Linked DNA regions of Mus musculus: regions 1, 2 and 4 are each linked to region 3. The links are chromatin loops, found by intact Hi-C in ENCODE. Cell type or tissue: gastrocnemius. All regions are shown on one strand.

Region 1 (8,000 bases), 58 kb before region 3:
AGGGAATTCCATGGACCACAGCTGCCTAAAATGCAGGTGTTCTATACTGCAAATATACAAAGGTAGTCGTAAAAATCCTGATTTTTAAAATAATTTTCTTAGTTATACATCTTAACTTTATATAAATCGAAGGAAAATAAGGAAAAATGGTGAATGAGAAATCACATTACTAATGAAGTTGCTTTTTCTTCACAGTTATGAAATCTGAAGATTCCAGATCTATTGGACACAGTGGCACCCATCCATCTATAATCTCAAGGGTGGAGGCGGGACTGTCATAAATTTGGGGCCATTTGGTCCACATAGTGAGATTCTATTTCAACACACACAGATACATACGCGCATGCGTGCGCGCGCACACACACACACAAACTTTTCTGTTGCTATGATAAAGCATTCTTACCAAAAATAACTTAAAAGAAGAAAAAGTTTATTTTGATTTATGGTTCTCCGGGTCTAAAGTCTGTCACAGCGAAAACTGTGGCATGGGGGCAGCACAGGAAGGGGGCTGGTCTCCTTTAATCATACATAGATGGTAGAGAGCAAATAAGAAGTGGGGCGATAAACCTTCAAAGCCTATCCCACCCCTACCCCTAGTAACATACTTCCTCCAGTTGTGCACCTCCTAAAGTCTCCACACACTCTCCAAGTAGCTGCACCAACCAGGACCAAGTTTTCGAATATGTGAGCCTATGTGGGGCATTATTTATGGAAACCACCCCAGTAGGAGTCCTGCTAGCCATGGAATAGAGAGTATTTATGAGTGCCGCAGGCTTCACTGTTCATTAGAGAACATTTATGTCTCCCTAACTCCACTCCATTCAAATGACTGCTGGTAAAATATCCTTATGTTGTTCCAGAGTCAGGGCTTTCTCTCTGGTTCCTTGCAAAGTAGCTGTGCCAGAGTTGCTCCAACACAGATGAGTTTTAAACTTGAGCTGAGATCAAGCACTAAGAATTGTGGGTGTATTTCTATTGGCTTCTTCAACACTTGTTTTCTAAACTATCACTTTCAGGAGAAGAGAAAAATACAAACCTTAAAGGAATTTAGTGCAGATCCCAAACTGCTCAGGGCCACCAGAGATGAAGGGTTAACCAGAGACCACCACATAAGAGCTTATAAAAGTCCCACACCAAGTCTATGCTTAGTTTGAATTACTTCTCCATATAGAACAAACACTGTGGGCCTTGAAGCGAGCCTTGTCACCTCTCCCTCTTCACTGAGATGCACTGGAGGATGGACGTACCTGCTAGGTTTTCCTCAGCATGGGTGTTTACAGTATAAATGATCCAGCAGTTTAAGAGGCCACGTGAAGCCAGCTTTAAATAAATTCGCGTTGGCTCTGGACAATGTTAGGCCATCTGAAACTTGTGCTTGGGGTGGGGTGGCTGTCAAGCCTATCGAAGCAAGCAAAGACGGACTCTCGAACGAAACATATCATTTTTAGGGAGTGGAAAGAGGAGAAGCACACTCCCAGAAGAACTCGGAGAGATGACAGCAACGTAAAGCAAGAAGCTCTAGATTTATAATTAGCTCTTCTACTTAGGAGCCCTGTGGACCTGTGCCATTTACCTAACCACTCTGAGCCTCTGTTAACATTTGAAGTGTGGTAATGACAGTCATGGTACCCACTGGGAAGGTCATGGAAAAGATCCCACTGGGAAAATGGCACAGGACATCTTGTACCTGTAATAAATCTTTACAGAAATCTCTACCGTCCTTTCCATGGGCCTAAAGGTGATAATAAAGGGGAGAGAGGGGCTTAAATATTTGCAAACTTATTTACTCTACAGTACTCTATGAACATCCTGTGTTCCCCAGCCTTCCTGCTAAGAATTAGAGTGTTCATCCAAATGCTTAAATGATGACAAATATTTAATTGTCATGCTTGGAGTTAGCATGTGGCATGTAAATAAATGTGCAAATAAATGGTAGTGAGCCTGTATGTGTGTTTCTGGCACTTAAGCTCTTTGTCCTGCTCTAACAGCATATTTACAAAACACCTATTTATTTCATAAGACTCTGGAGGCTGGGAAGCTCAAGGTCAAGTGGCCATCACGTTCTGTCTCTGGTGAGGACCTGTGTGTGGATTTTCTTTGGACCCCCTTGCTATATAGTCATACCATGGATAGGGACAAGAAAACTCTCTGAGGATTCGGAGGCCTTATTTTTTTTTTTAAAGATTTATTATTCATTTAGTGTGTGTGTGTGTGTGTGTGTGTGTGTGTGTGTGTGTTTGTGTGTGTTAGGCGAATAGTTGCCCAAGCAGGCAGTGAAAAAGTATAAGATCCTCTTGAGCAAGAGCTTCAGGTGGCTGTGAGCTGCTTGGCATGGGTCCTCGGAACTGAACCTAGGTCCTTTGGAGGAGGAGCAATTCTTCTGAATTGCTGGGCCATCGCTCTAGCCCCTGCTAGGACTCTTCTGTAAGGACTCGGATCCCACTCAGGAGAGCTCCACTTTTGTGTGCTCATCACCTCCCAAAGGCTGGCCACTTATTAGAGTAGTGTATTCTGAGGTGACACACACACTCAGACCATAGCAGCACAGGTTGGCGGTGTTCCAAAGGATAAGGAATTACTTATTAGCAGTCCACAGTCATTGAAAGTTCACTTGGAGTTTGAAATATGGTACAGCTTGCTCTGTATTCTCAGTATTGGGCCAGGAAACAACTACCATTTTTAACCTGAGAGAAAACTGGAATTAGGAGGGGTAACACATTCTATTTGCTGTTGCCCAAAAAGTGATTGGCAGATTGGGCTCTTCAGGGTCCAATAGTCTGCTTGCAAGGGTACTGAGCCAGGATTTTGTGTGGTAAAGGTTAGAGGTGGACAGGAGCTGTAAAGGTCGCAGCAGTAAAGGTCTTCCTTAGGCCACCTCCCACACCATGTTTATAATGTCATGGGTCCTCTCTAAATAAGACCCTCAGGATGAGACTAATTACTTGGGTGTAGAGAGTATAAGCCTCCTCTTAAGTTTTTCAGGACAAGCCCCGAAGAGAGAGAGAGAATGAGAGAGAGAGAAAGAGAGAGAGAATGAATTGGGGAGGGGACATGGGGGTAGGTTCACACAAATTCTTTCACTTGTGGACAAACACTCGGTTAATTCAGAGCAGGGGACAGTTTTTCAGGGAACCTAGAAAGCGATGCCTTAAAAAGCTGTCTGCCTTGTTTTGTTTTGTTCTGTTTTGTTCCCTCTCTCCTCTCACCTGTTTGCCCTGGGAGATGAAATAGTTTTGGTCCGCAAGCTGTCGCCAGGGAATGGAGCAAGACTTTGTGTAATAAACAAGAACACCTGCCAGGGCCCCCAGCGAGTCGCCAGACTGCCAAGGAAACCTGGCCTGGTGACAAGGTCCATTCAACATGACAGGGGTCATTGAAGAGTCTGGCTACTTGCTGGGGCCTTGGCAGAACACCTATCCCAGTTCCATGAGGGACAAATGTGGCCTCCCTGTGCTGAGCCCTGCAGATCCTCTGAATATCACCAGCCTGAGTGGTTCAGAACCTAAGAGAATAAGAAGAAAGAGAAAGAGAGAGAGAGAGAGAGAGACAGAGACAGAGAGACAGAGACAGAGAGACAGAGACAGAGATTGAGAGTTTTCATATGTGCCAAGCACTTGTGACAGCTCTATAGGAAAAAAATATATATGTATCTAGGGCCTTCATCACATTCCCAAGGATCCAGAACTCTGACAAGAGAACCACATGCAACATGTCCTGGCCTTCTAGAGAAGAACAGCTGGCTCCCAGCTTTTACATCTGGAGCAGTAAGGCTAAGGGTGTCGACCTGCCATCCTCTTATGAAACCAAGGCATTTATGAGACCACAATATGGGATTGTAAAGTTTAGCTCTAACCTCCACCCTTTTCTAATCTACGCCTAATCCTTCTTAAACCTTGCCTGGCCCTGGCCACTAGGAACCACTGCCAGTCAACACCAAGGGAGCCGCTGCTTATTCATCTGAGGTCTAAACCCACTGCTCCGGAGCCACAGAAATCAAAGGGTGCTGGAACGGCCACCTGCTGATGAACGGTAAACAACAGGGTTGTCAGGACCCACTGGGCCCAGGGTTGGACCACAATCCCTCTGTAATGCCAGCTCACAGAAGGTCAGGGCTCCTCCTTGGGAGATGGCTGGAGACATGCGCAGATGCTTCATGCAAGTAGCTGGGAATGTAGACACAGCTGCTCCTTTTGGGTCCCTTTTCCTGGCTGTCCTTTCAAACCACAATAGGGCCCTGGTGACAGTGCTCCATGCCAGACAGCCCCTCAGCCAGTTTAGATTGTTTGAACAGCACTTTCCAGATTATTCGGCGAGAAGCCTCCGATGTGCGTGGATGAGGCCGAGCAGAACACATGGTCTGACCCCTATTTTTACCAGAGCTGTTGTTTTCGATATGTTTTGTATCCGAGGGATTTATTAGAGACATTGTTTTGGGAGCAAGAGGGAAGAGGAGCAGGATTCTATTCTAAAAACTGCCTTTATATTTAGTGTATTCTGGCCTGAACGAGTTAAAATGGGAGACATCTTGTAGATTATAAAACATAGTGAGTTGAGTTTTCTTTCTAGTTTTCTCTGCTGCCCTTTTGAACGAATGTTTGGGATAACCCTTGATATGAGTACTTGACAGCCCTGTCCTCACAGTGATCTTAATCATTAGAATAGCGGGATGAATCCAGTGTCCCCTGTGACATTGCTGTGGCTCACTTCACTGCCTGCTGGAGCTCATGGAGACCCTGTGGGTAGACAGTTCCTCCTTGACTCCAGAGCGGCAGCTGCCTCCGTTTACCCAGTCCAGGCTAGACTTTTATAACCTAGTTATTGTCCCAGTGCATAATTCGCCACTAATGTTCAGTGGTGAAGAGAGGCGTGTGTGTAGAGAAGATATAAATAATGATTAATAAAGAGTATGTCCTGAATCTCAGACAAAACGATAGCAATTTCCCTTGGTTTATTTTTGTGAATTGTTTTTAGGGTGGTATTTTTGATATTTAAAATTAGCTATGATTATCTGGGCATATTTTATTTTTGTTATTTTACTTGACAACATGAGATGATGATTCTTTTTCATATTATTCCAATCTTTTCCTTTAAATTTGTTTATTTTATATGAGTGTGTGTGTGTGTGTGTGTGTATCTTCTTTTAATGAAATTCAGGATTCAAACCCAGGGAACAGTACCACCCAACTTTAGGGATATATTCCTATTGCAATTTAGTGAATCAAGATAATCACTCACAGGCATGGGATAGGCGGATCTAGATAGTCTGGTGCAGGTATGGCCAGAAGCTTGTCTCCTAGGAAATTCTAGAGCCTCTTAGGTTGACAATCAGCACTGACTATAACAGTATATAATTTCCCATCTGGCTGTCTTCTGTCCAAGCAAAATGCAATCTTGTATACTATCTGACATTCTTCCTGTAACTGTTACTTTTATTTCGTCAGATGATGTGTTGAGACAAGAACCATACACATGGCTTGTGCTGAGCCCAGAGCAGTTTTCTCTCTGTACTATCAATCCCTAGACCTAGGAGTGTAAGCTTCTAGTCTACAGTTACAATCTAATCTTCTTCAAGTCCAGACCTTGAAAGCTTCAGCTTCCTGCCTCTGGATGCTAACCTGGTCCTCGATTGTTTTCAGCCTTAACTTTGGTTGGCTGGTTCAACTCAGCTGCTTTGTCCCAAAATTCTCTCCAAGCTGATTGATTAGAACTGGATTCTCTCGGCTTCTCGTTGGATTGTTCTGCTTGGCTTCAAACTAACTCTGGCAATGAGTTCTAATCTTCTGGCTCCTTCTTATTCTCTGACTACAACTGCCTATGCTGCACTGAACTTCAGTCACAAACTGCAGGAACTCAGGAACAAACTCCACTCCACTGCATGGCCTGAACTCTCTCTGTGCTGCTCTGAAGTAATCTATCCTGCCTGCTCTCATGAGTGTTGCGTGTATCCTATCTCTGACCCATTCTATCAAGTCTTTCTTTCACTCAATTAGACATCACTTTCAAACATGGCTGTTTCCCTCTACAAACTAGCCTTACTTATGTTGTTTGGGATTAAAAGTATGAACTAAGAGCATGTCTGTCTGTATTCTAGCCCGGGGATTAGAGGTGTGCGGCGTGTCTGCATTCCAGTCAGATCACACTGACCTGGAAGGTCTTTGGATGTGATTCCCTTGCCAGTACAGCCATGTTGCTGGATTAAAATTCCTCTAAACTGACCATGATGAAGATTTGCCTTCACGAATGCTCTTCAAGGTTGTCCCAAAGGGAGATGTACTGTTTGCAGCTATCTACTTCTGGGTGGTGCCTGCATAGTATGCAGAACCATTTGTAAACTGGGTCCTGAATCAAGCAGTCATACAATACCCCACGAGACCAGATCTATATTTTTAGGTATAGAAAGCATTGTAGCTAGAGTAGGAATCACAGGTATGGTTGTTTAAATAGAAATGGCCCTCGGGGCTGGTGAGATGACTCAGTGGGTAAGAGCACTGACTATTCTTCCAGAGGTCCTGAGTTCAAATCCCAGAAACCACATGGTGGCTCACAACCACCCGTAATGAGATCTGATATCCTGTTCTGGTGTATCCGAAGACGGCTACAATGTACTTATTTATAATGATAAATAAACCTTTGGGCCAGAGTGAGCGGGGCCGACTGGAGCAAGAGGGGTTGACCAGAGCGAGCACAGGTCCTAAATTCAATTCCCAACAACTAGTTGAAGGCTCACAGCTATCTGTACAGCTACAGTGTGTACTCATATACTTAAAATAAATAAATAAATCTTAAAAAAAAGAAATGGTCCTCATAGGCTAAAATATGTGAATACTTGGCCATTATGGAATGGCATTACATGACTGGGATTAGGTGTGACTTCACTGGAGTACGTGCTTGGTGGAAGAAGTATGCCACTGGAAGTGGGCTTTGGGTTTCAGACACTCAAGCCAGGCCCAGTTTTCTCTGTCTACTGTCTGTAGACCCACATGTAGAGCTCTCAGCCACTGTCCAGCATCATGTCTGCCTGCCTGATGCCATGCTTCCTACCATGATGACTATGGACTTAACCTCTGAACTGTAAGCCAGCCCCAGTTAAATGTTTTCCTTTATAAGAGTTGCTGTGTGTGTGTGTGGGGGGGGGGGAGAAACTCTCTCAGAAGCAAAGGGGAGGGGAATGAGGTGAAGAACCCAGGGAGGGGGGGCGACTGGGAAGTGGGCAACATTTGGAATATAAATAAATAAAATAATTTAATTTTTTAAAAAAAGAGTTGCTGTGGTCATGGTGTCTCAGTGCAGCAATAGCATGTGGACTAAGCCAAAAGGACTTGGTCACCTTCTTCACATAACTTCATTCATGTGCTTAGGACCTATTTAGGCCCGATCATGTAGTTTTTCTGCTTGACAATACTTTCCTGTATACATTGCTGAGATGCATGCCAATTTGTGGTTTGATGTATCAAATAATACCCAGCTCATGATGGGAACTTCTGGTGGGATGCTTATCTGATAACCCATTGTCAAATGTTCAGTCTTTACGAAGACACCATAGCAGATCATGTCTCTTAAGTGGAGAATAGATGTCTAAAGATGATGGTAGGGTTTGCTCCGAAATTCCAATGGCCTCTACTATTATTTTGGTAGGCCCTGTGGCCTACCAAAGTCTCCAAACAGCTACTCTATTTGCCACTAATATGTCAAGTATCATGGTATGAATCCTACGAACCAAATGCACAGCAGCCTGGGTCTGTTGAACAGCTTTCTTCCGTTTCTGACACCAGTCAAAACTAGCAGCTTTCTGAAGTACTTGGCAAATTCCCATATGCCACAAACTGGTGAGAACAGGCTGCCTCCACAATCTAAATTAGCCATTAGGCTGCCTCCCCCCCCCTCCTCCTCCCCCTCCCCTTCCTCCTCTTCCTCCTTCTTTTTCCTTTTTCTTCTTCTTTCTTGGTGGAGAAAGGATCAGGTACTTAGAATGAATATCACTTTAGAAGAAATATTTCTGA
Region 2 (8,000 bases), 72 kb before region 3:
TACTATTGCATCTTTACAGTTAGCATAGCATGCTGGTTGTTGCGGGAAATATTAAAAAGAACAGCACATTTCTGGGCTAAGCCCTGCTACTCTCTGACCCATCGGGCTGGCCGGCCATGCACTGGCGGGCAATGGTCAACATGTTTTTATCTCATAGAGACTCTCTGACTCAGAGCTCCAACATCTCTCCACCCAGCTTCCTAGGTTCCTACTGGAGGGTCGCTACCACACCAGCCCTGTGCTTCAGTACCCCCACGGCCTTTCTGGTGCACCTCAGGCAATTCCACGCTTTGCTGCTGTGTGTGATGGAAAATGCAATACAAACTTAGTTCAGAAACAACGCTAACTCAATCGCTGTGTGCAACAACTAAAATCCTAACTTGTATGCCTTATTAAATCTAGATCCTCCAGTGGTGAATCCTGATGGATCTGCCATGGAAACCGGGAGACACTCCAGGGAAACCAGGAGACACTCGTAGCTACATCTTGTCTTCACGCTATCCCAGTCCAAAAAGACCTAACTCTCTCCTGCTTCCTCTCTTCCCTTCGCCAACCCGGAAGTCCCACCTACTCTCCCAGTGATTGGCTCCTTTATTCATTAGGGGATTGGTTCACAAGAAGTCACCTGAGTATGGCACACTCCTTGTCTGCAGCTCCTCCCAGGAGAGCAGAATTAGCATCAACATACAAACAGCACCAGGCCCATCCACACACAACCACTGGTCATTGCAGTGGGCCAGAGGCACCGTTGCTGGATGGAATTACTGGGTTACTTCCTTCCTTTCAAAGATTGCAAGGCGCCTTCTGGTTTCAGGTCAGGTAGTCCTTCAGCAGGAGGATTTCAGGTCAGATCCACCTCAGATACCTTGGGTCCTATAGCTGAAGTGCGCGGCATCTGTAGCAAAAGGGACTTAACTTCTGAGACAACCAAGAACAATAGCTATAACCTATCATGTTTTTGGAGTCTCTCGGACGATGCTGATACCAGAAGATGTTTTCTCACATATTATGTTAAAGTTTTTTGTTAGATAGTCTGTGGCTCTTCTGTAGAGCACTGTCAGCCTAGATGAAAATTTTACATTTATATTATTTTGTTTTTTTAAGATTTATGTTTTGGTTTTTAATTTTGTGAATATGAGGGGAGTGCACACAAGTGTGTTGCCCACAGAAGCCAGAAGATTTCCTCTGGAGCTGGAGCTATAGGCATTCGTAAGGCACCTCCATGCTGGGAACTGAACTCAGGTCCTATGCAAAAACAGCATGTATGAACTCTTAACCACTGACCCATCTCTCAAAGCCCTGTTAATTTATTATATTTTATTAAGTTGCTCAGCCATATCAGGGATTGAATCCAGTGCTTTGTTCATGCAAAGAAAGTGCTCAACTACTGAACTCTGTCCTCTGCCTGGTTTGTTCTCCCCAGTGCTGGGACTGAGCCCTTTTCATAAATACTTTTTCATCTTCTTTGCAACAAACTCCTCAAGTCCTTCATCTGTCGACATCCAAGGGGGCTTTCAATTACGATGTATGTTTCTATTCAGTTTGCAGATGGAAGGTGCCTGTATCCTACTCTCTGCTATTATAAACACAGCTTTGAATATGAACAATCCCATGCTGATTAGAGGATTTCAGCATTAACCCTGAGCCTCAGCTGTAAACTTTAGCAAATAACAGAATACATAATTCTCTGGCACGTCCAGTCCTTTCATGTCACAGAGTTGAAGTTACTTCTCCTTGTGTGACAAACAAGCCAAATGCAGGCTATAATCAAGGGGGGCAGGCTGTGATTAAATCTACATAGCACTGTCTTCAAACTCCCTACCAACTCTATAGAGGTAAGGAGACAGAAATATGGCAAGACATCTTTTTCTAAAGAGGAGAAAATTTCTAATCGAGAGTATCTGAGGTTGCTAATTATTAGGTGATTCGAAATCAGATTGTTGGGCATAGCCATACTCTTCCCTGAATTATTGTCACTTGCATATGCAACACAAAGATCGAGGTTCTGAGAATCTGGTCTTTCTTATGTGATGGGGACTACTCTCTTCATTGGTCTATTTAGCAATAAGACCCAGAAGCCCTTCCTGTCAACCTGACAGGAAGCATGTTTGCAAAACCTGTGGATTCCACAGTTATTTCAGTGAGAAACTGAAGAAATCCTAACAAAGAATTAAAGGGAGATTTTGTTTTTGTTTTTCTTCCCATAATATGGAAGAAAAGGAAAAAAAAATCAGCACAACTGAAATCTACCTTTGGAATTCTGGGGTTCTTGTAAGCTAATTTTCTTTTTGTAACTCCAGAAGCTTGACAATACTGTTCTCTTGGTTTCCAGGAGTTCTAATGACCAGTGGCAGGGGTTGAGCAGGGGCCAGCAGCCTTCAGAAGCCAAGCATTTCAGCTATGGGGCATGTTGTTATGTCAGTGAGGAAACATGCAAAGCGCTCACGCCATTCAGGGGAAATTTGACTGTTCTGTGTGACTATAGATCCAAACTACTAAGCCATGGCTCTCATTATCAATCCTCACAAGGTAAGAGTGGCTATTGTCTGGCTGACATGATGCTCCCTTTGTGGAAACTTTTATAGGTTAGTTAATAAACGGACAACACCTAGAGAACATTCCTGCTCAAAAGGAGACTTATCCCAAACTCATCCCACCTCCAAGAAAAATGGGAAATCAGTATGATCAGGCAATCTGCAGATTAACTGATTCCAAAACCGGAAATCGTATCAGGTGCGGTGGGTGAGGCTCAGTCCACCACTCAGAAACTCCTTTCAGAGAGAGACATCAGTCCACCCCTTTCTGAGAAGGATAGCTGACAGTCCTCAGAGCTGGCCTACTCAAATTCACACTCCTACCTCGGCAGTCAGCCTCCAATGATAGGTCCACAAGCTCACATCTCTTCCTTGCTTCCTGCGAAGCCGTGTCATGCCTGGTTTTCATGTGGCTTTTCTAGTTGGGTTACTTTCTTCCCTCATGCATGTTCTCGTCTCGAGAACACCCCCAAAGGCATGATTTGAATACTGATTCCCATCTCTGTTTTCCAGTAAACCTGACCTGTGATATCCGGTTTCTCCTTTTCTGTAGGTTCTATGTACTGTTGCTTTCTTTTTTTCTTTCTTTTTTTTTTAATTACGTATTTTCCTCAATTACATTTCCAATGCTATCCCAAAAGTCCCCCATACCCTCCCCCCCCCCCCACTCCCCTACCCACCCACTCCCACTTTTTGGCCCTGGCGTTCCGCTGTACTGGGGCATATAAAGTTTGTGTGTCCAATGGGCCTCTCTTTCCAGTGATGGCTGACTAGGCCATCTTTCGATACATATGCAGCTAGAGTCAAGAGCTCCGGGGTACTGGTTAGTTCATATTGTTGTTCCACCTATAGGGTTGCAGATCCCTTTAGCTCCTTGGGTACTTTCTCTAGCTCCTCCATTGGGAGCCCTGTGATCCATCCAATAGCTGACTGTGAGCATCCACTTCTGTGTTTGCTAGGCCCCGGCCTAGTCTCACAAGAGACAGCTATATCAGGGTCCTTTCAGCAAATGCTTGCTAGTGTATGCAATGGTGTCATCGTTTGGAGGCTAATTATGGGATGGATCCCTGGATATGGCAGTCTCTAGATGGTCCATCCTTTTGTCTCAGCTCCAAACTTTGTCTCTGTAACTCCTTCCATGGGGTACTGTTGCTTTCTTGCCATTGGAATTAGCCAAAGGAGAGTGTGATGATTATATAGTGCCTTGTGTGTGTGTGTGTGTGTCTGTGTGTGTATGTGTGTGTGTGCGTGCGTGCACGCGCACCTGTGTGTGCTTGTACTTGTATGTGCATGACTGTGTGCGCATATGTGTACACTTATATGTGTTTGTGCCTCTATGTGTGTGCTTGTGGTATGTGTGTTGATTTGTACCTGTGTGTATGTGTGTATTTCCTTCATGAAATTTCTAGAGACTACCTATTTTACAGTCCATGTCTCACAGACAAGTGCAATAGGACTTCACAAACAGTAACTGGATGTGGAAATTTCCAAGTTAGGGTAGAACAACTGCATGCAGAGAATGCACATAGTTTTCACATTTGGCGATCAGTGTCTTACCTGGGGCTAATGGGCAACCTCAGAGAATGATAACTAAGTTAAGGTCATAGAGTCCTAGCATTACACAGAGGCACTATATTCGACATTATCAGGTGCATGCATTTGGTTGCTACATTCAACACTGTCAAGTGCATGTGTGTGGTGTTTACAAATCAGAAAGGTGGAAGTTTTCATTGATTTTGAAATTCCTTAAGACATTTTTGAAAAAATTTCTTTATTATTCTTTATGTAGATACTTGTTTATGTCTTTTGTCCTTTTGAGAAAGGGGCTTACTAGGTCTGGTTTTATGTAGTCCAGGCTGGCTGTGAGGACAAGATCCTTCTGTGTCAGTCTCCCTTATTGCTGGGATGATAGTATATCACCATGCACCAGACTTTGAAGGATGCTTTGGTTATTTTGTTTGTTTGTTTGTTTGTTTATATTGAGCCTTATAAGAGCTATACAAGAGATTTATGCTACCACAACCCTTTTAAATGTTTATATTCTAAAATAGAGTATCTTTGATCTTTTCTTGGACAGTTTAATATATGTAAACAATACATCGTGATCACATGTTCTCTTATCACCTCCCAAAATGTAGCCAGACAGAGTCTCTCTACATTTCCCAGGCTGACTTTCAACTTACTATGTAGCCCAGGCAGATCTCAACCAATCCCCTGCCTCATGTGTCACTCTGTCTAACCTCTTTTAGTTCTTGTTAGAACTGGCTGAGTACGTCTACTAGAAAATAATGTCATCGTCAGTCAGATTTAGAGATAAGGCAAGCATCCTGCCCTGGTTCCAGAGATGCTCAAATCCCCACCTCATGGCTTATAGAGCTACTGGCATTGCTCAACAATCTCTATGTTCCCGGAACTTGCATTAGCATGGCCAATTCTGAACCCAACCTCCCAAAAGAATTAAAGTTTTAAAATTTGTCTAGGAATCCCAGGCCCATGTAATTCTGAGCACAAATTTCACTGTTAACATGCATGTTTCTGGACTTTAGTTTCATGTTTTCTATAAAACTGTAACAATGAGACAGGAAAAAGAGAAATTAAGAGTTTGGCCAAACTGTAGATAAACCTGTTTTGCTCTGCCAATGTGGTTGTTGTTGTTTTTTGTTTTTGTTTTTTTTGTTTGTTTGTTTGGTTTTTTTTGTTTTTGGTTTTTTTCCCATCTTTGTGGGGAAACTAAGGTGAGTTTGTAGAACTCAGCATGTTTGCTAAACGTGTTGAATTTGAGGTGAGGGGTGTCACCTCTTCTTGGTTTTTTTGTTTTGTTTTGTTTCTTTGTTTTTTTCAAGACAGGGTTTCTCTGTGTAGCCCTAGCTGTCCTGGAACTCACTTTGTAGACCAGGCTGGCCTCAAACTCAGAAATATGCCTGCCTCTGCCTCCTGAGTGCTAGGATTAAAGGCATGCACCATGCCCGGCTTTTTGTTTTTTGTGGGTTTTTTTTTTTTTTTGGAGGTGTCACCTCTTATTCTGCTTATTCTGTACCTTGCCAGTGCACTGTGGAGCTTAGTACTCCTTCCTCCATCCTCCCCAGCCCCTGTCTAGTCCTCCATCCACACCATGTATTCTCTCATCCTCTCTCCCTCCCTCCCTCCCTCCTTCGACCTCTCTCTGTGTATCTGGTCTCTTCCTCTCACTATTTTTTCTCTCCCCACCATCACACATAGCGGACTATAGTGTTTTGTGGAGGTGAAAGCAAAACATATCAAGACACTACATTTCATCCTTGTCTTTGAAGAGATAACTTTTCAATTCTGCTCTTTAATAATTCAGTTGCAGCTCTTGCTGCTGCCCCCTTCTCCCCTTCCTCCTCGTTGTCTTCCTCCTCCTCCTCACCCCCACTCCAGCTCTCTTTTGAGACAAGGTCTCACTATGCAGTCCCTGTTGGCCTCTAACTGACCAAACTGCCTTAGAACTCAGAGATCCACCTGCCCCTTCAGTGCTGGGATTAAAGGTGTCTGCCACTACACTCAGCTTGCCTACTCTTTTAAGAGGAATGGGAGTGCCGGGCGGTGGTGGTGCACGCCTTTAATCCCAGCACTTGGGAGGCAGAGGCAGGTGGATTTCTGAGTTAGAACCAGCCTGGTCTACAGAGTGAGTTCCAGGACAGCCAGGGATATACAGAGAAACCCTGTCTCGAAAAAAAACAAAAACAAACAAACAAACAAACAAAAAGAGGAGTGGGAGAGAAGGAGGAGGAAGAGAAGGAAAATGAAGGGGGAGAAGGGTGATGAAGAAGAAAGGAGAAGAAAAGGAGGGGAGGAGGAGGAAGAAGGGAGAAGAAAGGAGGAGGAGGGGAAAGAGAAGTGGGAGGAGGAAGAGGAGATGTAGGAAGCACCTCATGTTATCATAGGGAGTAAGAATGCTTTTCAGATACTTGGTAGTCCGGTCATCTGGACTGCTAGTGATAGAAAACCCCATTCAAACCAGTTTACTTAAGAGACTCTACTGGGCAGTGTAAAGTAAGAGCTGGGAGGAGGATCCTGTTTCGGGTGTGGGTGGACACGGGAGCTTAGTCACCAGCTCAGCTTTCCTTCCCTGGGTCTGTTGGCTCTCTTCTCCCTGATCCTAACTCCCTCTCAGATGACTGTTGCTCGTTCTAGCAAGATGTTTTCGCTAAGTCGCCTGTCTTTCAGCTGCTGTCACTAGTCGAAAGGGTGGGCCCAGTTCCGTCTTCAGTTTCAGCCCAAGTCTGCTTAAGGCAGCACACTGAAGCCTGTCATTGTGACTGGGGAGGGCAGTCCTGAAGTTGGAGAGATGAGGATCGTCTGATTCAAAACACTGGGACCAGAACTCCTCGGAGAGACAGCGGCTAAAAGGGCCACAGACAGGAGAGCTGTGGCAGAGAGCAGTAATGTAAAAAGTGATAGGTGCATTGTACACAGTCTCCACACTGACCCTCCAGAAATTTCAAAAGCATTGTACACAGTGCTTTCTTGATTAAGTTCACAGACAAAAGCCATCCTCCTGTTAGTTTAGAATAGAAAAATTCCCTGCCATCTCCAGATGTCTTCTGGATCTTGATGATAGTGGTTACACTTGTGTACATGTAAAAACGCATTGCACTCTACTTAGACCGTGTCTAGTTCACCATGTGAGTTGTTGTGTATGTATTGACCTATTGAATTGGTTTTTGCTTTTGTTTTCCTTCCTGAAAGATGATTAGCAAATATTTGTGTGAATTTTGAACATTATCTTAGGGTTTACTGCTGTGAACAGACACCACGACCAAGGCAACTTTTATAAGGACAGTTAATTGGGTCTGGCTTACAGGTTCAGAAGTTCGGTCTATGATCGTCAAGGCTGGAGGGAACATGGCGTCGTTCAGGCAGGCATAGTGCAAGAGGAGCTGAGAGTTCTACATCTTCATCTGAAGGTCGCTAGAAGACTGGCTCCCACATAGTTAGAAGAAGGGTCTCATTGCCTATCTCTACAGTGACACACTTCCTCCAACAAGGCCAAAACCTACTCCAACAAGACCACACCTCCTAATAGTACCACTCCCTGGGCCAAGCATATTCAAACCACCACAAACATAATAATCAAACCTGTTATCTCCCATTTGCTTTGTACTAAACCTTATTTAGTTTTGAAGTGAAGAAATAGAGGTTGTGTCACCAGGGAAGAAAACCAAAGAGAGATTGGGGTTCAAGTACTACTTGCTATTTCTCTGGATGTACTTGCCCAAGGTCTCTTCTGAATAAATGCAGTCATGTACCATATAACAATATTTCTCCTGCTGATGGATCATATATATGGTGAGGGTTCAGAAGACTATGTTACCTAGTGATATCACAGCCATCTTTATGTAACAAAGTAATGGTATGTGTCTTAGAATATATCCCCATCATTAATCCATTTGTAAGACTGTATTTTGCCAAATCTGTTGACAGAGAGAACACATTTAGAAACTG
Region 3 (8,000 bases):
ATAACTTTTTAAAGACTACACCCAGCAGTACCTTTCTTAAAAGACATACTTGGTTGGGCCCCATCAAGTAATACTTCCATTAAGGCAGCTACCTGTAACCTCATCTAGAAACTTGAAAATTATCAGCCCCAAATTTTTCCAGTGTCTATTAACTTTTAAAAGTACTTTTTTTTCCTGTCAAAGCCCCAAATTTTTCTAAGCCAAAACTTAATGTAGTAAAGTAATATAAAAAAAATGTTTAGTCATGATTAATATTTAATGTTAGGCTACCAGAAAACTTAAAATAGCAACTATACCATGACTTTTCCAAAGTTGTTTACATTAGCATTAAAATGAGCTAAATTTACTAAGTTTCCCACTGTATAAGAGAAAAATACACATTAGGAAAATTTATCTTTGAAAAATTTTGTAAAAAATATAGCAGTATTTGGTTAAAAGGAAATTGTGGTCACCCATTTTTCCCAAATATCACACAGTATGAAACACCCAATTAACTCTTTACCAAAATTAAAAAATGAAAGAAGGAAAATAATCAATTTGACCAGGACAGAATCCTGACAATGAGTAGCAGGTCTTGAATAGTTAAAGGACAGCAATCTCCCTCCCCCTACCCCACCCAAGCACAAGGGCACCTTATTTTGAGCAAATCAAGCTTGTTTGCAGTGATTAAAAGCCACAGTTTAGAACAATAGTAGTAATTTAGTTGACACTGTCTCTTTAAATAGTGAGTGGAATTTAGCTGACTCATTTCAGAGCAGGACAGTGTAAATATTTCAAGATTACTTGTGCAGTTTAATAAACACTTTTAGCTGAGGTTTTAAAATGCCGAGTGTAACATAAAACATAAGCATCGGAAAAAAAAAAGATTCAAATAATAAATTATATATCTTCATTTTCACCGGGCAGTGTACTGCCCTTTACCCTATGCAAAAAGTTAGGCTTTTATCAGCCTGCTCGAGAAACTATGCTAATCTCACTTACTAGACTACTTCAGAGGACACCGGCCAAAGACCAACAAACAGATCACATCAACAATCCTTAGTTATTAATAAGAAAGCACTTTTCTTATGGTAAAGAAGAATATCCCACCCAAGGCCTCCTCCCACATAGATAAGGATCTTAAGAAAACAACTAAAATCTTAGGCAGAGACACAGAAATATCAAGAACTAAGACAATAGTTTTCTTCCCTTCTAGTAAGTCAGATTTTAAATGCCATCACATGTGCACAGCTTGCTTTAATACTTCTCTGAAGCTTAGATCACATGGGAGGGCGCTTCAGCCTGTCACAAGGCTGCAATGTGACAAGCTGAGCTGGATGGAGGCTCTCACATAAAGCCTAGTCAACAGGGGCCTCTGAAATCAGCTTCTATTTATATCTCAGAGCCTGCCAACTCCTACACAACCCCAAGAACTAACGATGCAGCATTCACATATCTCACATAACAAAATGCAATTAATGCCTCCAAGTTTTTCTAATGCAGGATCAGAGAACAGCCTCACCTTCAATCCACAATACCCAAGCAGAATAAATCATAAAGTAAATTGTGAATATTAAAAGTGGGGCAAGGGGAGAGTAAGTAGGCACAATAAGTAGGAGAAAGAATGGAAGCACAAATACTCTTTACAGTTACTATAACTATAGGGTTTTTGTTAGTTTAGATATACTGTATTGTCCTTACATTGGGGCTGGGGCGGGGGTGGTGCAAAACAAGTTGTTAAAAACTTTGTCATCCATAAACCCTTTCCCGCATAGCTAGAATGCTCTGTTTTGTTTAAATTCACGCTTTTTCTTTCTTAGCTCATAGCTTAAAACAAACCTCACTGGACTAAAAATGATTTTCCAACTCAAAATCTGAAATGAATGAAGTTTTCTTTTAAAGTATGGAATAGCTGTTTCAGGTGCATACCATGGTTCAAAATGGCAATGGTTCAAAATGGCAAGATCACTCCCTAACCTCGAGGTCAGACCCGAACTCTAAACTCTAATGTGCTACTAAGCCTGACCTTGTGCAAGTCCTTAGTCTCCAGATTTCAGACACCTCTGCCAAACAGTCAAATAGTTTTTTTTTTCTAAGAGCTTCTTTCCATACTTAATACCGGTTCCAGCCACAAAACAATTTAGAACAACTAAAAGAAATCCCTTATTTTGGGGCGAGACACTTCAAAAACAAACTTGAAATGTAAAAGTGAAATATTTTCAGCAGTTGAATAATGAAATCTCACCTAAAAAAATCAAAATAAGATAAAATTAATTACTATCTTACTATTCCCTTGATTACTAAATACCGATTTTAAGAAAGGAGGCTCTGACCTATATATTATTTTCTTCTAATTATCTCAGGTAATATTCTTAGGCAGCTCCAATCGACAGTTAGCTTATAATACCTTCCCTCAGAATACAACTACACGGAGTGCACGGAAAGCAAGCAAAATGTCAACTTCACAAATGTTCACGTAGGAAAGAAACAAAGGGAGAGGCGCTCGACTTGCTTCCATGCAAAGGATTTTGAGGGAGAAGCTTAACCGCATTGGAAAAAACTAAAAACCCTCCGGGAGAAGAGCCGTCAGTCCCGGTTCCAGCGATTTCGACCGAGTTCGGGACCCAGAGGCCCCCCACCCCCCTCGCAGCGCAGGCCGCGCTCCGGGAAGCCCGGTAGGGCCTGCTCCAAAAACCACTGAGTCATGCACTCGACGGTCCCTCGCCGGAACAACTCGGCTGTGCAGGGAGCCAGGCGCGGCAGTAGCCGCCTCTGCCATTGTCTATCCTGTCGGTCGGTCGGCCGGCCGGCACCCGGCGCCGCGGCACGCCGGGCATTGTCCCGTCCAGCCCGCTGGCCCGGCCGGGCCCGTCTTTGTGCTCGCCGATCGGGCGTGCTCCCGCCCCCGCGCCGTCCCGGCTCGCGCCACTTACCCTGCGGGGGCCCGGATGCACTAGCGAGCTGGCGCGCGACGCCGGGCGGTGGGCCGGGCTGAGGCCTCCGGGAAGGGCTGGCTAGCGGCCGCCGCGGGCCGGAGCGGAGCGGAGCGCAGGCGGAGCTGCGCTGGCGCCGCGGAGGCCTCCTTTGTTCGTGCAGAAGCGCCGAGGCGGCCGAGCCCCGCCGCAGCTCGGGTGGGAGGGCGGCGGGGGAGGAGAAGAACCGCAGGCCGCGGGGCTAGCGCCGCTCCAGGCGCCCGGCCGCCGGCACCTCACGCCTCCACAGCGACGTCCCGGCCGAGTGAGGAGGCGCGCGGAGAGGCCTGAGCGCCGACGGGGCCCGAGGACTGCGCTCTTCGGGCTTCCGCGTTCGCCAGAGACTCTGCGCGACTCCGGGCAGCGAGCGGACGCCTGACCAGATGCACACCGCTCAGCGATCCCGACGACTGACGCTCTGGCTCTGACCGGCGCTCGGGATCTGAGGGAAAGGGCGGCGGGGGCGGGGCCTGTGCGTCAGCGAAAACCCGGTCGGCACGCCCGCGGCGCGATGACGTCGCGGGACGAGGCCCCGCCCCTGACCTGCAGGCACTAGCCGGGGGCGGGGCCGCACTTGGGGGCGGGGCGAGTCCGGAGGCTGCGGTCACCGTCGCCCAGTCACCCTCCGGCCCGCGGGGCCCTGGGTGGAGCTGCTGCGGCGGGTCCACGGAGGCAGCGCTTCTATTTTTAACCCTATTGTCCGCCCTCAGCCACCCACACCAGCCCAGTTTCTCACGCTTCGTCCCCAGCTCCGCCGGGGTCCCCTCCCCGCGGGACGGGAAGGCACGGCCCGGAGGAGGCTGGCAGGGTTCCGGGTGTCGCCGCAGCTCCGCCTGCCACCGCCCAAGGTCGCGGTGCGCTGCCAGCTCTGAGCTAGGACCGCCCACCAGCCCCAGCCCCGCGCCGCCGTTCTGAACTGTTAAGCCAGCCTATAGAAACCCCTGGAAATTTACTATTCCAGTGAAGCACGGAGAACCCTGACAAGCCTGATGAGATGGAGCAAGAGGGACAAACAAGCCGGACCCCAGGCAAGGGCAAGGTGCTGGGTACCTGCCCAGAGCACGAACAGAAGAAGCTTTCTGCTGGTCTCTCCGTGGGTTCTGGTCACAAAATGTCTCTGCCGAAATCCATAAGGGCTACTACCTTAGCTACAAATATGCACTTAGGGTCCTTCACTTCGGGTATTTAAGAACCGTAGGCCTTGAAGGGCTACCTTAACGGCATTTATGCACTTAGGGTCCTTCATTTCGGGTATTTAAAAACCCTAGGCCTATCTCTAAGGTACCCTAGGGTTGGCCTTGACTGGGACACACGAACCTCATTTCTAGATTTTGTATTTGTGATATTGTGGAAGTAGTGTGGGGGAGGGGTGCTGCCCTGATGCTCCAAATCTAACTGCTCCCTGCACAGCAAGTGGACTAACCGGTACATAATACATTTTAAAAACCTATTTCGGGGTTATATTGCTATGGTCAAGTAATGTATTTCAGACTTAGTTTGGGTCATTTGTCCTAGGATCTTTGGGATTTATTTCTGTAAACTAGTAAATAATAAAACTAACTGCTACCATTTACCAGCCATTTCAGTGTCATCTATTTTTCATTTAGGGTCTCCTTATTTATCACAGCAGTTTACTGAGAAAAATGCCCTCCCTGTCCATTTGTCAGGGTAAGGCAGTCATGATGAAGGATGCTCTTGCCTGAAGCGCTAGAGACTAATGGAAACCGTAATTATGAGGATAAAAATAACTTCAGAGATTTTTTTTAAATAGAGCATACCTTATTGTCTGTCTCTTTTTATTCTTCCATTTTAAAAAGAAGAGCTTTATAATTTATCTTGTCCAATTTAAACAACAAAGTCATTTTAAAATCAAGCTGTTGATGCTAACAAAACTTATCAATAGTGTAAGTTAAAATTGACAAGTAATACAAATCCGAGTAATTTAAAATCAGTATATTGTCTACATGTATTAATGCATTTATGGTGACCACATGGTAATATTGACACATAAACAAACAGATAAAATTGTATGCAGTGTGACAAGAGTTTTAAGAAAGAAAGAGAAGCCTCAGCTCCAGCCGTCTCTACTAGGAGCTGTTCTGATAAGCTTATTAAAGAGAGAGTTTGGTTTGTTTTGAGATGGTCTCTTTGTGTGGCCCAGACTGACCTGGAACTTGCCTTTTAGACCAAGCTGGCCTTGAACTCACAGAGACCTGCCTACGTCTAGTTAGTAAAGGCACAAGCAGAGTCTGTTAAGGAATGGAACATCACAGACAGAGATTGAGAGATCAAGAGATTAAAGAGGACCAATAACCCCATGTCAATATTTTGGGAGGAAACGAGAAAACAAAACAAACAAACAAAAAACCCACATGCTCTAAGTCTAATGGTGACACATACACGCACCTTTAATCCCAGCACTAAGGAGGCAGAGGCAAATGGATCTCTGAGTTCAAGGCCAGCCTGGTCTACAGGGCAAGTTCCAGGACAGCCAAAGCTGCCTAGAAACCCTGTCTCAAAAAAGAAGGCAGCAGGTCGGGCAGTGGTAGCAGAGTTAGTTCCAGGACAGCCAGGGCTACACAGAAACCTTGTCTTGAAAAACCAAACTAGGAAGAAAAAAAAAAAAAATGGCTGTAGTGGTTGGTATACAGTTTTAATCTAAGCACTCAGGAGGCAGAGACAGGTAAATCTCCAGGGGTACAGCAGCCAGATGGGGAGTTCCAAACCATCCAGTTTCAGTTTACAGCTTCCTGTGTTTTCATTAAAAATGTAACTATTTTAGAAGGGTGTGGTAGCACACACACACACACACACACACACACCTTTAATTCCAGCTTCCAGTTTCAGGTCTGCCAGGGTGACATAGTGAGTTCCTGTTTTAAAAAGAATTCAAATCAGGATAATTAACTTATGTCATTGTCCCCTAAGATAGAGGGGGGACTTTATGGAAGAGGGCGGGCAAGGAAAGAATGTAAGAGCCAGAAGACAGGGAGGAGTGCAGTGGAAGGCCATCTTCTAGCATGGATGGGGAGGAGCTCTGGACACCTGAGCCGCTATGGGGGAGGAGGGTAAGTTTTGTTAGTATGGCCCCATGTAGGTTACCCATTTTCCTGTTGATGACCCCACACCTATGCACGCATGAGCAAAACTTACTGGTCTCAGTTATTTTTAAAAAAGAAATAAAATCCCACAAAGCTAGAAGAGAATATGTTGGGGGTAGATACAGATCAAAATAGATTGTATACATATATGAAGTTCTGAAGGGATAATTAAAAATTTGTCAAGATATTAAGTGTCATACAATAACTAAAATTTTGTGGGGGTTTTTTTTTGTGTGTTTTGTTTTGTTGTTTTTCGAGACAGGGTTTCTCTGTATAGCCCTGGCTGTCCTGGAACTCGCTTTGTAGACCAGGCTAGCCTAGAACTCAGAAATCCGCCTGCCTCTGCCTCTCGAGTGCTGGGATTAAAGGCGTGTGCCACCACGCCCAGCAATAACTAAAATTTTAAGTCATTATTTGATCTTCAATACTGGTGTGACTGATCTTCTGAGTGTTCAATAACTGTACTTGAAGGCCCAAGCCAAAAAGAAAGGGTATAGGCGAGGAAAGAATGTAAAACCCAAAGGAAATTAAACTTTTATCGGAGCTAAAAGGAAAGCCAGCAGTCTGGTCCTTACCTTCAGGTCAGCTAGATCCCAAGGGATTGTGGACCAGCTCTGAATGGGCTCTATAGCACCAGTGGGTTACCTCTGCTCTCTATCAGAGAGGCCAAATAACCACAGGTTGGACTCCAGTGTACATTCCACAAAGGGAAGGGTCAACACAGAAGAAAATGTCCGAAACGCTTGCAAGGAAAATTCCATGGTCAGCATGACCTTGGCCCATTCCAACAGTTGGCACTACTGATAGAGGGAACTGCAGGAGTCAAAGCATTCCTAACCCCCTAAGAATTACCCCTAAAAAGCTTCCCTGTGGCACCCGCCTGTAATCCCAGCACTTGGGAGGCAGAGGCAGGCAGATTTCTGAGTTCAAGGCCAGCCTGGTCTACAGAGAGAGTTCCAGGACAGCCAGGGCTATACAGAGAAACCCTGTCTCGAAAAACAAAACAAACAAAAAACAAACAAACAAGCTTCCCTGACCTCTCGTAGATCATAAATGTTGCTGCTGTAAAGAACATTACCATGCCCCTCTGCAGCTCCCCTTGCATCCCCAGCACAGAAGACAAGCTCTTAAAGCCAAGTGATCTTAGGTAGGATGGAGCAACAGGATCCTGTCACTCAGACCCAAGGTGACCGATTTATGACCATTTCATTTTTAAACTCTCAGCATGCAGTGGCTCCAATGCATATTCAAGTTATAGCCAGGCCTGATCTCTAATCAGGGACCCCACTTCCTCTTTAAAAAGTATACAAAAGGAATTTCTTCTCCTATTGCATGACTGACTGTTGTTACTAAAGGATGTTTTTCATCTACAAATTATTTCAGATCCTCTCTTATCAAAACTAAAAAGAACCTGACTATTTAAAACAAACTTCACAGTAAAAAAAAAAATTGTGTGACTTCCTATTTGTGTTCTTAGACATGTTTGGTAGTAATACAAAATGGAACACCAAAAGCTAAACTCGACTTGAAAAGGCAGCATCCAGGGCTTGCACGATAGCTCAGCAATAAAGGTGCCTGCTGCCAAGCCAAGTGATCTATGTTCAGTCCCATGGCCCAACATGGCAGAGGGAGAGGATCCAATTCATAAAAGTTGTTATTTGACTTCTTTATGTGAACTTTGACATAGCCACCACCCCAACACATTCTAAGTTTAAAGTGTTTTTTTTTAAGAAGGGGGGGGAGGGATAGGACAAACAATATATGACAGCTAACACCTACCCAGCTGTAATTCAAAAATAAGTTCTATTTCTTCTATGCTTTGGTTTATTTTTATGGCTTTCCTTTTATGAACAGTTGATATACTATATGCTCAGTGATTATAATTCATGCTAATTTCCATAACTCCACTCCACATTCTTTTATATTGTATATAATATTATTATGCAGA
Region 4 (8,000 bases), 1.9 Mb before region 3:
TTCAGGATTTAAGAAGTCGCAGAGAGAAAATCCGGAAGCTGCTTGCCCCACCCAACCACGAGCTAACCTGAAGCTGTCTGAGAATGGAAGCGCCAGAAACTCAACTTGGCATGCGCCTCCTCTCCAAAACACTTCAGGCATTATCTGTAGCGGCTGGCATTTTTGTCCACACTAGCAGTACTTATCCCCAACGCCCCCCCCCCCAAACATAAGTTAAGACCCCTGAAATCACCACACCACTAGAGCCAAAGGTATGACTGTAGCATTTTAAAATGGGAAGAACACCTACTTAATTTCCTTTTCAACTGTGATCGGTGTGAAAGGTTCTCCTGAAACAGCTGAGCTGTCGTGCCTTATGGAGAATTAAAGAGCAGCACGCATGCACGCACACATGAGCAGCCATTTCTATAAATGCCCGAGAAAAGCACTCAGCTGAAATGGCCCAGAATGCTGGGTATCTTCTGCTGAGCCACAGTAGGCACTGCGGGCCTCCCCACCTGCATCATCCACTGGGCAGTCCTCCTGAAGGAGAAAATGCCTTTGCTCAAGGTGGCCGTGGGTGTCCATGTGAGCCACTGAACCCTGGGAACATGGCTGACATGGCCAGGCCCGCCCAACAGCTGTGGAGAGTAACTCGCTGAGTTATTATACCTCTGTTCACCTCCCAGAGCCCTACTAAAGGTCACACCCCCCCACTGAGGGTACAGGCCTGTCCAACTGCTATTATAGAGTCAAACTTACAAAGGTGCAGTTTCATATGGCAACCTAGACGTGGACCCCAAACAGCACCTAGCTTTTCATTATCACTAGGAAATTTAAGATTTATTCTGATGCTGGCAGCCACCTCCCAGAGACTCACTTTCCAAAGGATAATAAAAAAGGGCAGGTGGCTACATAGTCTTTTCAATAGCAAACAAACCTGAAAATCCCACCGAGTATCATTTTGAAACCAAAGAAAGGTTCCGGACCTCTTCTACAAAATGCCAATGTCTCACACCAAACCCCTCAACACCTTTGGACACGATGCCAACAACTCTGAAACATGCGGTCTCAGGACAAGGTAAGGCCCGCTGCCTGATCATAACAACAGTTACAAACGACCCTTCCCTAGCTGACCTCAACACTTGTTCATATGTGAACGCCTTCCACCTTTTTCTAGGCATGTTTAACTAGAACCACCAGAGCTAGTTGACCAGGGTCCTACTAAGCTCCTAAAGCCAGTTCCCTAGAGCAGATGGTTTTACAGCCACGTTGGTGTGCTGCGTGGCCTACAGCTAAGAGGAACGCCCCCACACTCATCCGTGAGGCCTTGAACTCCAGCAAAGACCACACCTCTCTCCTAAGGCTTCAGGCATGAGACCAAATAAGTCACATGGGAACAGATCAGCACTGAATCACGTTCCTTAGGAAAGCTAACTAGTCAAGAAGTTAATCCACCATCCATTCCTTCATCAGTCTCCCCTGCAGCCTGAAGCAGTTTTATTTTAAACCTCTCAGGGGACTCTTAGCCAAATTTAAAACCACCTTGGCAAGCCCTGAAAAGTAGCCGCCATCCAGTTAAATGAGTCCTTAGTCATCCTAAAACGATTCACGCAGAGTGCGGCTCCCCTCCCAGGCCGACCCCTCCGTTGCAACCCCACCAGGGAATGGGATAAAAGCTGCGCCATTTGACTACCCTACCCCCCAGCGTCTCCCCAGGTGGGGCGACCCCGCAGCGGCGGGGTACGGAGTCCCGGGGGCGGGGCGGGTAAGGGAGGGGCGGGCCGGCTCCAGGCCGAGCCACGCAAGCCACTTGCTCAGAGCGGCGGTTGGGGGGGTGGGGGTGGGTTCGGGTGGCTCCTAAAGGTTGGAGCCAAGTAAGGAGAGAGTGCAGGAGTTAAGCAGCATCTTCTCCAAAATGTTTGCAGCCTCTAGGCCGAGTGCGGTGTCCTGGGCGCCCAGGAATGCTGGCCGGCCAAAGGTTAGCTAAAGCCCGAAGCGGGGGAGAGGCGACGCCGCTAACCTGTATGCACTCTGTAATGGGCTTTAAGATGGGAGGATTTTCCATAGACTTTCCCACAGCCACTGTAGGGGCACTTGTGCCTCTTTTCGGAGGCGTGTTTCCCCTTCGAAGCCACTCCAGAGTGGAGGAGGGAGAGTGGGCTGGGCGCGCTGCCAGAATCCTGTCTCTCCTCCGGGCTGTGGGAAGGACTCGACCCAGATTCGGTGGTCACGTCGCTGTCGGATCCTATATCCTCATCGGGACTCTCCAGACTGTCGCTGCACACCGAGGGGGTCTGGATGGGTCGGTATTTGTTGAGGTCCAACAAGCTCTTGGCGATAGTGACCAGCGTGCAATAATCCTTCCAGGTGTCCCCCGGGTCACCGTGTTCCTTGGTCACCTCGCGCTCAGGTAGTCGCAGCCGCTCGGCTTCCGGAGCGCCCCCGTGCTCCGGCACGGCGGCGCGGTTGGAGATGGAAACCAGACACTGGGCAGCCACGAAGTCCATGTAGGCGGCCGCGGACATGGTGCGGGCGACGGCAGCCCGGGCGGTGCGGCCAAACTTGAAGGTGGCTGCGGAGCTTCGGCTAGCCCTGCCCTGGCCTCGGACGACGAGCGCGGTGCGGCGCGGCCGAGGGGGCGGGGGCGCGGGAGCTTGCGACTCGCGGGAGCGCCGAGGCGACCTCAGCCCCTCATCTTTACGTAACCGGCAGCGCCTCCGCACGCAGCAGCCGCGGCCGGCTCCGCCGCTGTCGCCGCCGCCCTGCCCGGCGCCCCGCGCGATCCCACGATGGGCGCGCCCTCCTCGGAGAGATGCCACACGTGGCGGTCGCAAGTTTATTCGACTGCAAACGTGTCGGAGTCCCAGAGAAAGCCAACTGCGAGCCAGGCGCACGTCCTCGACCGCCTCTCCGCCGAGCTGACGCCCCGGGGCATCAGCCGAGTACGCGGACGAGGGGGGCCGGGGCTGAGTGGGGCTCCGCGCCTACGAGACACTTCTTCCCGCGTCCGCCGACGGCCGCTGAGCCCCTGGTCCTGCCGCGCCGCGCCTCTCCGGCATTCTCCAGCTCAGTAACAATTTCGCAGAATCCCATCACGTCACAATCCAGGCCCCCTCCAATTGGCCAGTGGGGAGGGTGATTCAACTCTGTTTACTTTCTCCCCCTGCCAGTCAGAAGGGCCCTTCGGTGGAGAGGTGCGTCTAGAACTACGGCGCGCGGCCAATCCGACCGTTCCGTTCCGCCGCCGCGTGCTGCCCCTCCAGCCCCGAACGCTGACATTTAAAAGGGAAACTGCTCGGAGCCCGGCAACCAGCGGCTGCGCATCCCCGCAGATGCCGCCCAGACCGCGCGCGCGCCTACGCCTCCCGGCCCACGTGCCAGCTGGCGTGGCTTGGGAACGCTTCTCCCCTAGGCAGTTACGCCCATCCCTAGGGACGAAACAGAACTTCAACTTCGGGTTCCCAGCCCTCAAACAGTTAAGTGACTTCCTGCAAACGCTACAGTCCCAGCAACCAGGCTTCCAATCAAAAGTAAGTTGGTTGATGTCACTGGCATTGGCTCAGCCAATCAGAAGGGCGTTCCAAAAGGAAGCGCCCGACACTTGTAAACCTGCGGAGCAGAAGTGAATCGGACAGATCTTTTCATATTTGTGTTGCTGGTGCTAACTCTAAAATATAGATGGAAGGACGGGGTGCTTAATAAACTAAGTGTGAGTCAAATTTTAAACCCTCGATATGGCAGGCCACGTTGTCCAAGGACAGACTCGGATGAGACAGCATCAATTCGTTCTTGTTTGGAATGCAGCACTTAGATGTTTAAAAGTTCTTTCACCCCACACATTAACCAAGAGAAATTCATCTAAAATTTTTCACAGCTAACAAAAGATCCGGTTCCGTATTAAATGGTTCTTACACAAAAGCACCGCCATCTTGGCATTTTGCTAAACCTCCTACTTCCTTGGGCGCCTTTGACTCTAAATTCGCTCTGTCTTGAAGCTATCTTAACCCATAAACTGAGACCAATAAGACATTGCATTTGCATAACTTGAAAAAATCCTTTTCTTTGTAGGGACTCCTCCCTGTTCCTGCTGGGCAAGCCTTTCCTTCCTCTTGCTTCACAATTGTAGAGAACAAGACTGGTCTACCTTATCAGGTAGACGACCGCAGAACTCAAAAAAAAAAAAAAAAAAAAAAAAAAAAAGCACAGGGTTCCCGATTCCTGACTCTGCTTTAGAGGAGCCACCCCTGTGAAATATTAACTGTGTTAAATAGTCCTGAGAACTGGAATCATCCAGAGAGCCTTAACAACTGAATCTTGTGGCTTTACTTGGTCAACAATTAGTGTGGGGTTGGGAGTCTGATGAACTCAGTGTGCTTCTTCCTGAGATGAGTGCTGGGTTGTTTTCCATCATGATAGCTAAGGATCTACAGCAGGGCATACAGTCAACACTGCGGGTTTACAATCCCTCCATTGCCTGGCGGTGGTGGTGCACGCCTTTGATCCCAGCACTCGGGAGGCAGAGGCAGGCGGATTTCTGAGTTCGAGGCCAGCCTGGTCTACAGAGTGAGTTCCAGGACAGCCAGGGCTACACAGAGAAACCCTGTCTCGAACCCCCCCCCAAAAAAAATCCCTCCATTTATCCTGAGTATGAAAGGCACTTTTTCTCTATGAGACACTAACTTCACAATATCTAACCCCAACTTTCCCACTCGTGGTTAACCCTTAATGTTTTGGATACCTCCACCGGGTTCTCTGGGGGGGTCTCAGAAGAACCCTTCCAGTTTGAAGGGTAGGGTAAATTATTTTGACTTTTAAAGTTATGCAGGAAAGACACCACACAAGGTCATTTCCTGGGAAAAGAACAAATATAACAGGAAGTGCTAACCCATGGAGAAATATCACTGCCATCACATCACATCATGAGAGTACAGAGGACATGCTTCATGCAGGACCCAGGCCCAAGACCCTTATGACATCCATGTGATATATATATATATATATATATATATATATATATATATATATATGTATATGATTCATATATAGATATAGAGAGAATATGTACAATAGTGTATAGCAGGGAAGCCATCTTGGAAATCTTGCCTTTTTGGGGGGTTTTTTGAGACAGGGTTTCTCTGTGTATCCTTGGCTGTCCTGGAATTCACTCTGTAGACCAGGCTGGCCTCGAACTCAGAAATCCCCCTGCCTCTGCCTCCCAAGTGTTGGGATTAAAGGTGTGCACCACCACTGTCCAGCACATTCTGATAATCTTTTTTTTAAACATTTACCTATTTATTTTATGTATATGAGTACACTAAAGCCATACAGATGGTTATGAGCCACCATGTGGTTTGCTGGGATTTGAACTCAGGACCTCTGGAAGAGCAGTCAGTGCTCTTAACCACTGAGCCATCTCTCCAGCCCACATTCTGATAATCTTAATTTTAGAAAAGAATTCACTGGTGCTGGCTATGATGGTGCAGACCAGAAGTCCCAGTACTCAGGAGACTGAGGCACGATGGAACATTTGAGGCATTTGAGGAGGCTACAGAGTGAGATCCTGTCTCAAAAAAAAAAAAAAAAAGAAAGAAAGAAAAAGAAAAGAAAAAGAAAAAGAAAAGAAAAGGAAAAAAGAAAAGCATAAAAACATGAAGGAAAAAAAGAAAGAAAAGGAGGAAAGGGAAGGATTGGTTCTGCCTAATTTTGATTTTTTTTTTTACCCCCTAGGATAAAGTCTGTCCCTAGGAATTTGCACCTCTGCCTGCCTCCCTAGGGCACAGCATAGATGGGATCAGTTGAAGAGCCTCATGGTCAAAGGCCTACACAGCCTCCCACACTTGTATTTCCACTGGTATTAGTTTCACTCATGAAGTCTCCTCAGGCCTCGGCCTGAAAGGCTACCAAAGATTAAGGGCAGGTTATTCTCTGAGAAGGAGCCTCTATCTTCCCTTAAAGACTCTGAGTTTGAATACACTAACCTCAGGGTTTTTTAAATGCAAACTTTAACTTCCCTTACATCTAGCTGCCTTCTTTCTAGTGCCCTTTAGCTTCATAGGATCCCGACTACACTCTCTCAATACTCCCAATTCAGTTATAAAGAACACCAAGAAAGCAGATCTCATCCATGTGAATTTCTCTTATGGATCTGCAAGCATAGTTGTTGTAGAAAGTCCCTTCAAAGTCGGCAATTCTGCCATTGTACCCCGTGCTCCCCTTCTCTGACCATTCATTCCTGGTAATGAACTAAGTGTGAGGGGATACCAAAACACAAAGGGAGTCTGTCCTCTATAGGATGATAGCTACATGCACATGTTACGAATCATACGTGTGTTTGATAGATAACACAGAGCACCAGAAGTGGTATTTCCCACATCATGACTTTTTTCCTTGTATTTTTAAACAATATTTTCTATCTGTATTGAAATGTACTATAATAGTTTTATGATTAAAACCAGCTAATGCTATTTAGCCAGCATGTTGTTATCTCAATTAAATGTTGGGCAAAATATCCTGTTAATATTATGGCACATAAATCTAAGAGGTCCGCTTTCCCAAGTTAGTCTTCATTCATTTCTACTCCAAATACTCCCACCCAGGGGAACAAGAGAACCCAAAGATTGTAACTGTTTCTAGTACATGTTATTTTCCTTTGCACAGTCTCCCTACCCTATGCTGTATCTTCCAAGTTCCCATGGCTATGGCTTATTAGCCTGTAGCCAGAACAGTGAGCCTTGTTTACAAGGCTTCCCAGTAGAATTAATGTGAAGGCTATAAGGCCTCTTCTGCCTTAAATGAGATCTGTGACCTCACTTCACCTCTCCCAGCCATTTTCTTATCTGCGGACTGGACTGATAGGATTAGATTTAACACAGTTGCAGTCTCTTCAGACTCCCGAGATGCAGGGGTTTATAAAAATTCCTAGAGGCCAGGGTGGGCCTGTAGAATGTCACACCTGTAGTACCTGAAGTCACAGAACTAGGGAGGAAGAGAAAAGGAGATTATGGGGTATGTGAGACTCTGTCTCACACAGAAATGGAGAAGGGGGAACACTAGAGTAAGATTTGCTCTCTCAGAACAGTGCCTCATCTGCTTGTGTCACCTTACGGTGAAGGTTCGGGAACCTTAAAGCCAGTACTTAACGAGAATGCTTTTTTTCCCCTCAAAATTATTTCAAAAAACAGAGCCTAGGCTAGCCTCCAACTCCCTGCCGCCACCTCCCAAAAGCTAAAATTAGCATGCCATTTTTTTCCTAATTCATAATTTCACCCCCACCCCCTTCTTACACGGCTCTGTAGGAAGTGGCCTAGAGGCTTAGAATCTGTTCTTTTTCCTAGGTAAACCCCGGTAAGGTGTTTCCAGGCTAACGCTGCCGATTCTTGGGCCCCTCTTCTGGAGACAGAGTTAGACTGAGCCCGAAGCAGGGCTTCCCCCATCTTGTTGGGTGGGGCTAATCACCTGGCACTTAGTTTAAAACACAGATGGCCAAGTATGGTCCCAGCTCTAGGCCCGAAGTTCAGCTTAAAGTCACATGCTGTAGATACAGGTTTCTGCCGATTCTGGCTTTTCTCGGTATTTTCCTGCTGAGAGGCGTGGACCTTGCCCAGACAAAGTTGCCAGCCTCCCGGCGGGAAGGAAAAAGAACAGATGGCCCGCTGGGGGTAGAGGATCACGTGTCAGACCTCACATTGGGATAGATCCTCACCTCGCCCTTTCCCGGCCTGAGCTCAGCAGCTTTAGGGAATCTCACCCAGAGCACATAAAGGGCCTACTGGGGAAAGCTGTGTTCGTTTTGCTGAAAGGTGGTGAGTTTAGGAAGAATAGAGACAGGAATGAAGGGGTGGGCTCTTCACTAGAGCGACGTCCCTGGATTTGAAACAATCCGATAAAGCCGGATCTGGCGAACCGATTGTAGCCAGGTTGAGTTAACACCCAGTGTCTGGAGGGGGCGGGGAGCTCCGGCGCGAAAACTTCCACGACGCCCTACTTTACTCTTGCTCCACTAAGCAGCCTACCGCAAA

Evidence for each region. Peaks named below come from ENCODE experiments on the same cell type or tissue, not always from the same donor. Only the 100,000 strongest peaks of a DNase experiment are listed, where the experiment ranks them.
Region 1: it touches region 3 in a loop (2.4-fold over the local background); 3 of 42 quality-filtered maps call a loop at or near these places.
Region 2: a loop joins it to region 3, with 2.3 times the contacts of the local background. A loop is called at or near these places in 3 of 42 quality-filtered maps.
Region 4: it touches region 3 in a loop (11-fold over the local background); 6 of 42 quality-filtered maps call a loop at or near these places.

Annotation. Positions count from the first base shown.
Region 1 is chr19:21,325,291-21,333,290 of GRCm38, reverse strand. No RefSeq gene overlaps it. Among named protein-coding and RNA genes, the nearest start is that of Zfand5, 57 kb to the right of the region's middle. In gastrocnemius, no CTCF peak of the experiment used is centred here; DNase peaks (open chromatin) are centred at 3,334 and 4,134; H3K4me3 peaks cover 521 bases; H3K27ac peaks cover 4,393 bases.
Region 2 is chr19:21,339,441-21,347,440 of GRCm38, reverse strand. No RefSeq gene overlaps it. Among named protein-coding and RNA genes, the nearest start is that of Zfand5, 71 kb to the right of the region's middle. In gastrocnemius, no CTCF peak of the experiment used is centred here; no DNase peak of the experiment used is centred here; H3K4me3 peaks cover 990 bases; H3K27ac peaks cover 2,170 bases.
Region 3 is chr19:21,267,655-21,275,654 of GRCm38, reverse strand. It overlaps Zfand5 (zinc finger, AN1-type domain 5), which reads right to left and starts at 3,377. Exons shown (of 6, transcript NM_009551.5): 1 at 2,913-3,377. LOC115489044 reads right to left here and starts at 4,197. Exons shown (of 2, transcript XM_030251153.1): 1 at 4,165-4,197; 2 at 2,913-3,880. The coding sequence starts at 4,197. The coding sequence ends at 3,188. RefSeq lists an enhancer at 812-1,571. In gastrocnemius, no CTCF peak of the experiment used is centred here; DNase peaks (open chromatin) are centred at 1,303, 2,967, 3,477 and 4,285; H3K4me3 peaks cover 4,779 bases; H3K27ac peaks cover 4,955 bases.
Region 4 is chr19:23,136,262-23,144,261 of GRCm38, reverse strand. Klf9 (Kruppel-like factor 9) reads right to left here and starts at 3,036. Exons shown (of 2, transcript NM_010638.5): 1 at 2,003-3,036. The coding sequence starts at 2,507. 2410080I02Rik (a long non-coding RNA gene) reads right to left here. Exons shown (of 2, transcript XR_386610.3): 2 at 7,151-8,000. In gastrocnemius, no CTCF peak of the experiment used is centred here; DNase peaks (open chromatin) are centred at 2,156, 2,635, 3,210, 7,593 and 4 more places; H3K4me3 peaks cover 6,756 bases; H3K27ac peaks cover 8,000 bases.